Regions from separate parts of the Homo sapiens genome. Here region 1 is linked to region 2. Evidence: chromatin contacts called from ENCODE Hi-C or POLR2A ChIA-PET data. All regions are on one chromosome and are shown on one strand. Each heading gives the region's core, a stretch centred on a gene start or an enhancer-like site at or near the end of the contact. The rest is flanking DNA. Distances are from core to core; before and after follow the strand shown.

Region 1 (5,331 bases), core at 1,986-4,485, 36 kb after region 2:
GAGTGCAATGACGTGATCTCGGCTCACTGAAACCTCTGCTTCCTGGGTTCAAGAGATTCTCCTGCCTCAGCCTCCCAAGTAGCTGGGATTACAGGTGCCTGCCACCACACCCAGATAATTTTTGTATTTTTAGTAGAGATGGGGTTTCACTATGTTGGCCAGGCTGGTCTTGAACTCCTGACCTACTGATCCACCTGCCTCGGCCTCCCAAAGTGCTGGGATTACAGGCGTGAGCCACCGCACCTGGCTGAGCACAGCTTTTTAAAAGCTTAAATTCAGGTCAGATTTCTTCCCTGATTACAACCTTTCAGTGGACCCTAGTCTCTCATCCAGTTACATGAGGTTCTGTTGAACCCAAGACCTGTTTTACCACAAATTTTAGCAATGACTACCACTTACCTTTCTTTAAAGGCCAAAAATGATTCGTGCCTTTGTGCCCCTTTGACCTTATCCCCCGCCCCCCAGCCACCAACCTGAGTTTTGCCTGACCAGTGTTTCTTTTCTATCTCGCTCAGGTATCATCTCTATTCTGGAGCCATTTTTAACACACCTTTATCCTCACTCTTCCTAGTAGCTCTTTCATGGTGTAATTGAGTGAGTTGTACACTTTTGTCCCAGCACCTCTAACCCTTTGTGGTATTGTTTTGATGATCTGTCTGCCTCCTTCTGAAGATCTCTGTATCTCTTAAGGTTAAAAATGAGGCCCAAGCCTTCTGTGTTTATAGACACAGTATTTAGCACAAGTCCAGCATAGAGTGAGAGATAGTAGATATTTATTGGATGGACAGACAGGTGGATCATTGGATGGCTAGATAGATAGATGAACGGATGGATGGCTTGGTGAATGGATGATGGGTGGATGGATGAATAGATGGATGTGATAGTGAACTTCAAGTTGTCATTTCAAATCTAGGTATTTGTTCAGTTAGAATGCATTTCCTCTTCTTCCTCTATTTTCTCCAATGACAAAATAATAAAATTTCTTCAAAAGAATGTAGGAAATGGGGTTACCTTCTTCTCCGCATAGAATAATACACTCATTGAGCTGTAGAGGAAACATAATTTCACCTGTTTCAGTCCCCAGCCTCTGACCTGTCAATCTTATTCCTAGCTCATATTAATAATATTCCAGTTGCTAGAAGGAACTCCTTATACTGAACCCAAGCCTATTGCCCTGACGTTTCTGCCTTTGAGTCCAGTTTTTGGCTTTTTGAACCAATACTGATGACTAATCCCTGTTTCACAGAGTAGATTTTAACATATGGGATCATGGCTTGCATTGCTCAAGGCTCTACTGCAAGTGACAGAAAACCCAGTTCAAACCAGGTAAATAAAAACAGACACTTATTACCTCCTGTAAGCCAATGGCTGAATGGTGACAGTGCCATCTCCACAGTTGACTGGACCCAAGCACTCCATCTCAGCTTGCCTTCTGGATGGATGTTTGCTCCATTAGTTCTAGCTCTTCTGAATGGCTGGGATTATGAGTACCCATTTTCTCTGCAAACAGCTTTTTTTTTTTTGATGTGGAGTCTCAACTCTGTCGCCTAGATTGGAGTGCAGTGGCACAATCTCAGCTCACTGCAATCTCTGCCTACTGGGTTCAAGTGATTCTCCTGCCTCAGCCTCTCAAGTAGCTGGAATTACAGGTGTGCACCATCATGCCCAGCTCATTTTTTTTTTCTTAAATTTTTACTAGAGATGGGGTTTCACTCTATTGGCCAGGCTGGTCTCGAACTCCTGGCCTCAAGTGATCCACCCACCTCAGCCTCCCAAAATGCTGGGATTATAGGCATGAGCCACCATGGCCTGCCTTGCAAACATATCTTTTAACTCACAATCCGAAAGGATATAGACAAAAATATCAGGGAAGGGCTTTGATTGGTCTCATTCAGGTCATGTGTCTGTGCCTGTAGCTGGAGGTCAGAGTACTGCAGTTGAGAGCCCCATCAGAATCCCAAGGAATGGGAAGGTGCATGTCCTCTACAAAGCAGGAGAGTCAGTTACCAAAATAAGGACACAAAAGATTCTGGTTAGACCCAAATAGGACATCTTCCATAGCCAGAATTTCCCTTATCTTCATGCTTCAAGTTTATTAAAACATGGGATTAGAGTGGGGCACAGACATTTACTATCCTAGTTTCTCCTTGGATGTGCTCAAATTTGTCAATATCCCTCTCCAAATGTGACCCTCTACTCTGAACATAATCTGCTGTTCCTCAAGTGGTCTGATATGTGCAGCGCATAACAGACCCATTGCTGTCCTTGTTCTCAACGTGGCTGTCACAGTGTTAGGCCCAGAGTAGGTGTCCAATAAATAGTGAATGAATAAAAGGATAAACGTGATTCTCAGGCCAATCCTGCCTAAACACTTCTCCCAAAGGCAGATAAGGAGGCCCTTGTGAGATCAATAATATACAGCAGAGGAGATGCGACCAGCTGCACTGAGAATGTGGGAGTACTGTGGGAGGCTGCAGCTGGCATATCTCACCGGGTGTGCCTGGTATGACTGCTTCCAGGGAGTACTCTGCCCTCCTTAAACTTTTGGTTCATTGGAATAAACTGTTCCTCCCTAAAGGCAGCAACATTGGAAGATGAAGATATTTGTGAAACAAAATTAAAAAAATACATATCCTTTTCTTGTCTAGGACTTTGGTTGCAAGTGACAGAAAACCCCAAATGACACTAAACTAAATATGATAGATTATTTATCATTTAAACAAAGTTCAGAGGTAAGAAATCAAGGCTGGAATGGCAGCTCCACAATCACTGGGGAGCCAGGTTTGCTCTTTCTTGTTTCTCCCATCTTGTTGGCCCATCCAAGGTGATGGCATAAGTTCTGACCATCATGCTAACATCCTTTTTAATAGAAAACTCAGTTCACACCAGATAAATAAAAGGGATAAAAGAAGGAAGGGGGTGAAGACATGTTCCAGTGGTCTTTTAATATTTCCAGACAGCTTCACAATGCTCTCATTTACATTTCACAGCTGAAACTTAGCTTTAGGTAAGAGGGAGGCTGAGGAGTGTGGTTGTTATTCCAAGCAGTTTAGTGCTCTGCTAAAGCTGGAATCTCTATTACTATGCAAGAGACAGGAAATGGATATTGGCCTAGGCAACTAAGATCTCTGTCAATGATGCCAGAAAGAAAAAGGCAATTTAAAAGTGTAAAGGCAAAGGTGGGAAAACAGACATATCCTGTTGTGGTCTGTGTTACATTCCTGGTAGGGGTTTTGTGAAAGAAGGCTTCAGTTCATCAGTCACGCTCCTGCCCAAGGCATCGTCTACAAAGTTAACCTGATCAGATCCAGGATATGATCTTGGTTTCCTATAAGCGAGACTCCCCAGCATGGTATGCAAGGCATTCTGTGCCTGTCCCAGTTCTACCTCCCTAGCTTTAGCAATCGCCACTCTCCTGTACTACAGCCACACCCAGCTCCTTGTCATTTCAAAACATGCTCAGGCCAGTTGTTTCTCTGTATATATACAGGCAGTTCCTGGTGCCTGGAATGCACTTTCCTCCCCTATTTGAACCCAAATTCCCCAGCATCGAGTTTGCAAATTGAAATTTTTCTTATCAACTTGTAGGGGTTCTTTTTATAGTTAATAGAATAGTTATGATTATAGGCTATCAATATGTGGCTCTTCAGCAAACGTTTACAAATACCTTTTCTTTCAGTCTGCCTTTCTTCCAAAATATTTTCCTCATCCTGCTGCTCTTTCTACAGACTCTTGGTCTGCTTTTCAGGCAGGAAAAGGGTCCCTAATGCCTACTCCTTTTGGTTCCAATGGCTTAAAGCATGTGCCAACTTCCTAGTTAGTGAGAAAAGGACTAGAGTCACATGGAAAGAAATCCTTCCTTCAGAGGATGTGTCCACTGAAAACCTGTCTGAGTCTGATACGGAAGAGGCAAACCTAGAGGAAAGGAAAAGAGAAGATAACTATCAGGATCCCTTGACTGGCTGGTCATTGCAGCCTGCAGCCTGGAATTGCCTGCTCAACGCTGGGTTAGGAAGAACTTTGGCATCTTGACTTCCACTTTATCATGGGCCATCTGGCTAGAAAGCAGCCAAAAGCAGAGACAGCATCCTTTCTCCATACCTGGACAGCATTGGGGATTGTGGCTGTGAAGGCAGAGGCGACCCAGCCTAAATGCCTTCTACATGGAAGACCAGCAGGCCATGTGCTGGGCAAATCCTTTCAGCAGTTTATTTGTAGAAAGGAACCACATGATAGCTGATCAGAGAATGAGGGTGCTTTTCCAGACATAAGATTTGAGTGTAGAGAGGCCAAAAGGAATGCAAGGCCTTAGGAAAACTTGACCTTTGTCAGCCTCTGCAACCCCAGAAGCTAGTAGAGGTCTTGTTTCCAGGGACAATTAGCCACAGCACAGCATGGGGCCCAAGAGGGCACTGATTCCTGAGAAACATCAGCCATGTCCAGGCTGAGACTGAGAAGACCTGCCCCTCGTCTGGGGACCTCACTCATGGCAGTTCTCCTGCTGGATAGCCAGTATGTGCGCAGGGAGGCCCAAGCCCACACAATCACGTTCTTAGCATGCAAATCTCATTCTTTACTTGTGTGTAGTGGCGAGGGTTGCAGTCACACTCTTGGAAACTGGAGAGAGCTGGAAGCAAGGAAAGAAAGACAAGTCAGAGTAAGCAGCCCTGAAATGCATGTGGCGCTATTTTAGTGAATGGATTGGGTAAGGAGAGGGCAGTGAGTCGAGGCAGTGGCCCAGTTCCTTGCCCAAGTGTATGAACAACAAGCTTCAGACTACAAGGCTGTTCCAGAAAATTTGCCCTAAGGGTGGAAATGTTTTAAGTCTGCATGTTCTGACGTGGTGGCCACTAGCTACTTATGGCTCTTGAGCACCTGGAACGTGATTATGACAATAAGGAAGTGTATTTTAAATTTTACTTAATGTTAATTAATTTAGACTTAAATATAAATAGCTACTGTAGTGGCTAGGGGCTGCCATACTGGACAGCAAAGTACCAGAGAACAGGGGGCAGGAATTTGGGCTTTAGAGTAAGACAGAGAGTCTTGCCTTCCTCCCTGGCTACCCCTGTGAGCTCAGATAAGCCATTAGACCTCTTTGTGCTTTAGTTTTCTCTTATTTAAAACAGGGCTGATGGTACCAGCCTCCTTGCCCTAGTGCCTGCAGGTAGAAATGCCCAACAGAAGATTGGCTTCTATTTGCAGACACCTATTCAAATTCCTATGCACTCAACAACCATCATTTAGACAACTCTGTTCCAGTCCTGAGAATCCCCAGCTGTAAGTCAAGGTATAGCTGCCGGGAACTTTCCAGGTTCTATAGGAAGCCCT
Region 2 (5,433 bases), core at 2,174-4,673:
TTATTCACCTTTGTGTGGCCAGAACTCTCCACAGGGCTTGGAAGTTAATACATGCTCAGTTACATTGGATGAATGTGTTGAGGTTCTCTGATCCTTTGAGGTCCCCCAGGCCTGGGGAACCAACATCATCAGGTCCCAATACCTGGAGGTGATGCTATAAGTTCAAATTATGAATTAACCAAGTTAAGAATTATTGTAATTCTATACTTCCAGAGATCCTCTAACGGTACCCACTGCTATACCGTCCAAAGCGCCTGTTCAAGGTAGTGGTTATCAAAAATGAATGTGAATTAAAATCAGCTGGGGAAATGTCCTACAACTATGGATTCCCAAGCCTCATAGGTATTTGATTTAGGTCTAGTTTGGAGATAGGTATTTTGATTTAGTAGGTCTGGGTTGGAGCCCAGGAAGTCTGCTTTTGAAACAAGCTCCTGAAATAGTTCTGATGACCATGTGATGGAAACCATAATTTGGGGAAAGCCTCTGGTGCTGGCTGTTCTCCCTTGCCCATCCAGATGTGCTCTCTACTTCTAGTCACTCTGGCCTGTGCCTGCACAGCTGCCTTCTGTGGCCTGGACCATCTGGGCTTCTTTGGCCTCTGGCTGCCATTGGGTTCCATCAGTGGGAGACCCTAGCAGAAGCTGGGTAGGATGAGAGAGAGGGTGGACATTGAGTCTCCTGGCCACTCCCTGCAGGCTGTGGTTTGGCAATGACTGCATCCATGATGCCTGTCAAGCAGGTCCTCTCTCCTGGCTGCAGCTCTTGCCAAATCCTTCACCAGCTCCCTTTCTTTTCCCCTGCAGGCCTAGGGGTGGTTACGGCTTCCTGCAGTGGCTGGTCTCTGGGTGCTTCACTATGGTTTCCTTTAACCCTGCTCAGGTCTCTCTAAGTAATCCCTTCATTACATACTCTCCAGTTACCTCTTTGTTCCCTCTGCTCCTGCCAAGACAGGAAAACAAAAACATTGACTGGAAAGAGTCAAGAATTCTGGGCTCAGTTCAATTCAATTCAGCAAACATTTACTGAGTGAGGTCCTCTCAGCCAGGCTCTATGCCAGGAGCTGAGGTTACAGAAAAGAACTCAGACATGGCACCCACCTCCTGCAGAGTTCACAGCTTCATGGGATGCTAGAGGGCCCCTGGTGTGGCTGCACTGGAGGTGGAGTAGAGGCTGAGATTGTCATGCCTAGTCCAATTGGAGGCAGAGAGATGCAGAGAACCTTTGGCCATAGGATGCTCCCATTGGACAGGTGCTGATCAGGGTGACCCAGCCTCTAGGTGATCTGTGTGGTCTGGGTGCCTCCTGCCATCTCCCAATCACCGTAATTAAGGCTTCCTTCCTTCTAAAGCAGGTTTAATTCACCAGCCTGCCAAGACTCCCCTGCCTCCATCCAGAGGGGTGTTTGGGAGAAAAGAGGAACACTTGTTGGAGTAATGGGCTTGAGGGCCCTGAGGTTACAACTGAAGTAAAGCTCTGGCTGGTATGTGTCACAAACCTCCCATTCAGGGCTCATAATTCCACAAACCATCTCCATTGACTTTAAAGAAGGACATGATCTTGAGCAAGTTCCTTCTCTGCCCTGGGCCACAGTTTCCTCATTCCTCAAACAGGGCTGATAAGGTCAGTGCAGGGAGGCTGACCAGTGCTGTTCATCCAGAAGACTGAGAATAAGAAAAAGCATACTTTAAAGGAGTCTGGCAAACTCCTATTCATCCTTCAAAAGCCAACTGAACATTTTACTTCCTCCAGGAAGACTTCCTGGAGCCCCCTAACTTCTCCTTCTCTTGTATTCATCATAGTCTCCGGTAACATGACCACCAGCCTGCCTAGTCCACTTGACCTCTAGATTCCTCAAACATCTGTCTCTTTCTCTCCAGAACCCAGCACTGGGCCTAAGGCATATCAGGGCATCAGAAAATGTGTTATGAACTGAGTCAAAAGGAATTCTTCCTGCAACAGAAGAAGTAGTGCAGAGGGTTCACGTTACAACTTTCGACTTTACAGTGGTGTGAAAGCAATACACATTCAGCTGAACATCAATAAGAGATACCAATACTTCATTATAAAACAAGCTTTGTGTTAGATGATTTTGCCCAACCGTAGGCTAATGTAAGTGTTTCAAGCATGTTTAAGGGAGACAGGGCTAAGCTATGATGTTCAGTAGGTTAGGTGTATTAAATGTATTTTTGACTTAGTACGTTTTCAACTTATGATGGGTTCGCTGGGATGTAACTGCATCATAGGTCGAGGAGCATCAGTAGTAATACCAGTGACCTTATCAGCCTTGTTTGAAGAATGAGGAAACTGTGGCCCAGGGCAGAGAAGGAACTTCCTCAAGGTCACATAGCCTGTAAATGACATGGTAGCGTTGGGACTTGAAGCCAAACAAACTTGCTGACTGCAAGGGCTGGACTCCTCATGGTGCAGGGAGGCTGACCCGTGCAGGGAGGCTGACCAGTGCTGTTCAGCCAGGAGATTGAGAATAAGAGGACACTTTGATGGAGCAAGTGCTCCTTGCCAGGAACTGTTAAGAGCACATTTGCATCAACGCACTTAACCCTGACAGCCTTGTGAGGTATATGTGTGAACAATGCCCAGTTTGACAGATTAAGATCCAGAGCCTTGAGATGATTAAGAAATGCATCCAAGGGCACGCTGGCTCACGCCTGTAATCCCAGCACTTTGGGAGGCCGAGTTGGTAAGGTTCATGAGGTCAGGAGATCGAGACCATCCTGGCTAACACAGTGAAACCCTGTCTCTACTAAAAATACAAAAAATTAGCCAGGCGTGGTGGTGGGTGCCTGTAGTCGCAGCTACTCAGGAGGCTGAGGCAGGAGAAAGGCATGAACCCAGGAGGTGGAGCTTGCAGTGAGCCGAGATGGCGCCACTGCACTCCAGCCTGGGTGATACAGCGAGAGTCTGTCTCAAAAAAAAAAAAAAAGAAATGCCTCCAAGATCATACCAAGAAGAGGCAAAACTTACCTAGATTTATCTAGAGCCCATGCTCTGCGCCATTGCATTTTCCCCAGGGAACTTGACTCCAATTTCAGATTAGGAAGAAAGACAGCACACAGCTCAGTGTTGTACTGTACTGTATTTGTAAGAGATTTATAAACAGAAATGTGCCTCTACATCATGGCTCCCCTACCTCCCCAAATAAAAATAAAGAAAGAAAGAAATGGAAAGGAAAAAAGAATAGTGCTTCTAGGAGCATCCCGAAGTATATGAATTGAGAGTTTGGAAAATTGACAGCATGACAGAGTAAACTGCAGGCGCCTAGCGGAACATGCTTGCTGTGCTGGGGATCAGCTGTGTGATCCTTTCCTTCTCTGGGCTTCAACTGTTCCCTCATCTTTCTTTCAGAGCCTTCTTGACAGTGTTTCCTTTTGGATTGGCAAGTATGTGGGACAGTTTGTGTCAAGCACACAGTCTCTTTGCGCCCTCTACTGTTCAGTTATAGCACTGTCCGTGGCCTGGTTTGTTAAATTCACGTACGTTAAGGTAAGGGGATGGTGAGCCACAAAGTGCGTCCACAGAAGGCCACAATGTCACTAAGCAAAAGCCAGTCCTCTTCCATCCTAGCAAAGACTCGAAAGTCCTGTTGATCCTGCCCACACAATTTCAATTATTTTCTTAAGTGCTTTTTCCTGAGTGCACTTGCACACACGCCCTCTACACCCACACCCAGTACCACCTGTTATTAGAGTTATCACATTGTATGGGAATTGCCGGCTGACATGTCTTTTTAAGCACGAGGCCTGGCATTACTCACCTTGATAGTCTCTCTCTGCCCTGTAGGAGAGTGTGTGACATGTATACCCTCCACTCAAGTGTATGGAATGTAGAGAACAATGAATCAACAAAAAAAGAGATGGCAATCTGGAGAAAGGTTGGGGTAAAGAGTTGCAGCCAGAGGGGGATGTTCTGAATTCAAAACTTTTTTTAAGGCAGGGTTTCCCTCTGTCGCCCAGGCTGGAGTGCAGTGGTGGAATCATGGCTCACTGCAACCTCCACCTCCCAGGCTCAAGCAATCCTCCCACCTCAGCCTCCCAAGTAACTGGGACCACAGGTGCGCACCCCCACACCCAGCTAAGGTTTTGTATTTTTTGTAGAGATGAGGTATCACCATGTTGCCCAGGCTGGTTTCGAACTCCCGAACTTAGGTGATCCGCCCGCCTCAGCCTCCCAAAGTGCTAGGATTACAGGCATGAGCCACCACGCCTGGCCTTGAGTTTGGAACTATTGCATCCCAGTTTCAGTAAGGTTCCCTCTGCCTGCAACATGTCCCACTTCCTTTGCCCAACTTCACCTGCATCACACCTCTCATCCTTGGGGTGTCAGCTTAGGAATGATCCCTTTGGGAAGCCTTCTCTGATTCCCACTTGTCTGAGTGAGATCTGTTTTCTATTTGCTTCCTCACATCCTGAGGTTTTTCTACCAAAATACTTATCAAACTATATTCCAACTCTGATTTAGTTGTCTTTCCCACTAGACTTGAATTTCCACAAAAGCAAAGACGAGGTCTAGCTTGCTCATCCTGGTACTCCCAGTGCTTTCAAGGGTGCTTGTGTTCATCCTTTTATTTGTAGAATGACTATTATGTTAGAACTAATATGAATGGGCTAACAAATTCCAAGATGGAAATGAAAATCATAGAAGGGACTCAGGGAGCATCTAGTCTTATCCCTTCATTTTACAGATGAGGAAACTGAGGCTTAGAGAGGGTACCTCTCCTTAGAGAGGAAACCGAGGCTTAGAGAGGCTAGAGCCTGTCAGTGGCAGAGCTGGAATTAGCGAGTTATAATGGGGACTTTCTGGGCTTTATTTGCTGTCTGATTTGTCTAAGGAATAAAGGTGTCTTAGGTTCTTGTGACTCAAAGTGTGGACGGCAGACCATCAGCATTAACCGCACCTGGGAATATGTTAAACTCTCAGGACTTACCCTAGACCAGGAGGGCAGCTATCTAGGCTTCTAAATCATTACAGTTCCTTGCAGGAAAGCCATCTGGTCAAGTGGAAAAGAAATCCTAGCCAATGTCTTGTGGCATTAAGTGCAGGCTATAGACCAAAGGCCAAAAGTGTGGGCCCCTCACCTCTCAAAGTTCAGACAGTTTCGAAGTCCAGGGCCTGGCCTGATGGAGGATGATGGCCAAGATTCAGGTGAGCTGACTCAGTGAATAAAGAGGCCTCGAATAAAGAGGACCTCCTGGAAGCACGGCAAAAGCTGACTAGCACGCCTGATGCTGCACATTGTAGCATCCAACCTTGCAGCTATTACACTAAACAAATATTTTTATAAATGTATATTTATTTATACAAAGAATTCCACCCACACTGCTCAAGGTGGTGGTGAAAGTAATATACGCGTACCTGCTAGTGGCATTGTAAACTGCAGCCTGTTTGGAAAACACTACAACATGTAATAACAACTAT

Evidence for each region. A loop is a pair of places that touch in the nucleus more often than their neighbours do. ChIA-PET counts read pairs that join two places held with the same protein, here RNA polymerase II (POLR2A). Pooled maps may share reads with other maps.
Region 1: a loop to region 2 is called in a map of PC-9, with 4 times the contacts of the local background. The contact joins two enhancer-like sites. A Hi-C loop is called at or near these places in 2 of 168 maps with a recorded cell type or tissue (PC-9 and mammary epithelial cell) and 3 of 50 pooled maps. POLR2A ChIA-PET finds 5 or more read pairs at or near these places in 4 of 52 experiments (MCF 10A, PC-9, Panc1 and 1 more).

What each region holds. Positions count from the first base shown.
Region 1 is chr9:109,552,941-109,558,271 of GRCh38, forward strand. No RefSeq gene overlaps it. Among named protein-coding and RNA genes, the nearest start is that of MIR3927, 44 kb to the left of the region's middle. Within about 2 kb of position 3,236, at least 4 of the 41 ENCODE cell types and tissues checked have a DNase peak (open chromatin) inside an H3K27ac peak, as active enhancers do; they include PC-9 and mammary epithelial cell, where a contact is called at or near this core.
Region 2 is chr9:109,517,233-109,522,665 of GRCh38, forward strand. It overlaps a transcript of PTPN3 not described here. Among named protein-coding and RNA genes, the nearest start is that of MIR3927, 8.4 kb to the left of the region's middle. Within about 2 kb of position 3,424, at least 2 of the 41 ENCODE cell types and tissues checked have a DNase peak (open chromatin) inside an H3K27ac peak, as active enhancers do; they include PC-9 and mammary epithelial cell, where a contact is called at or near this core.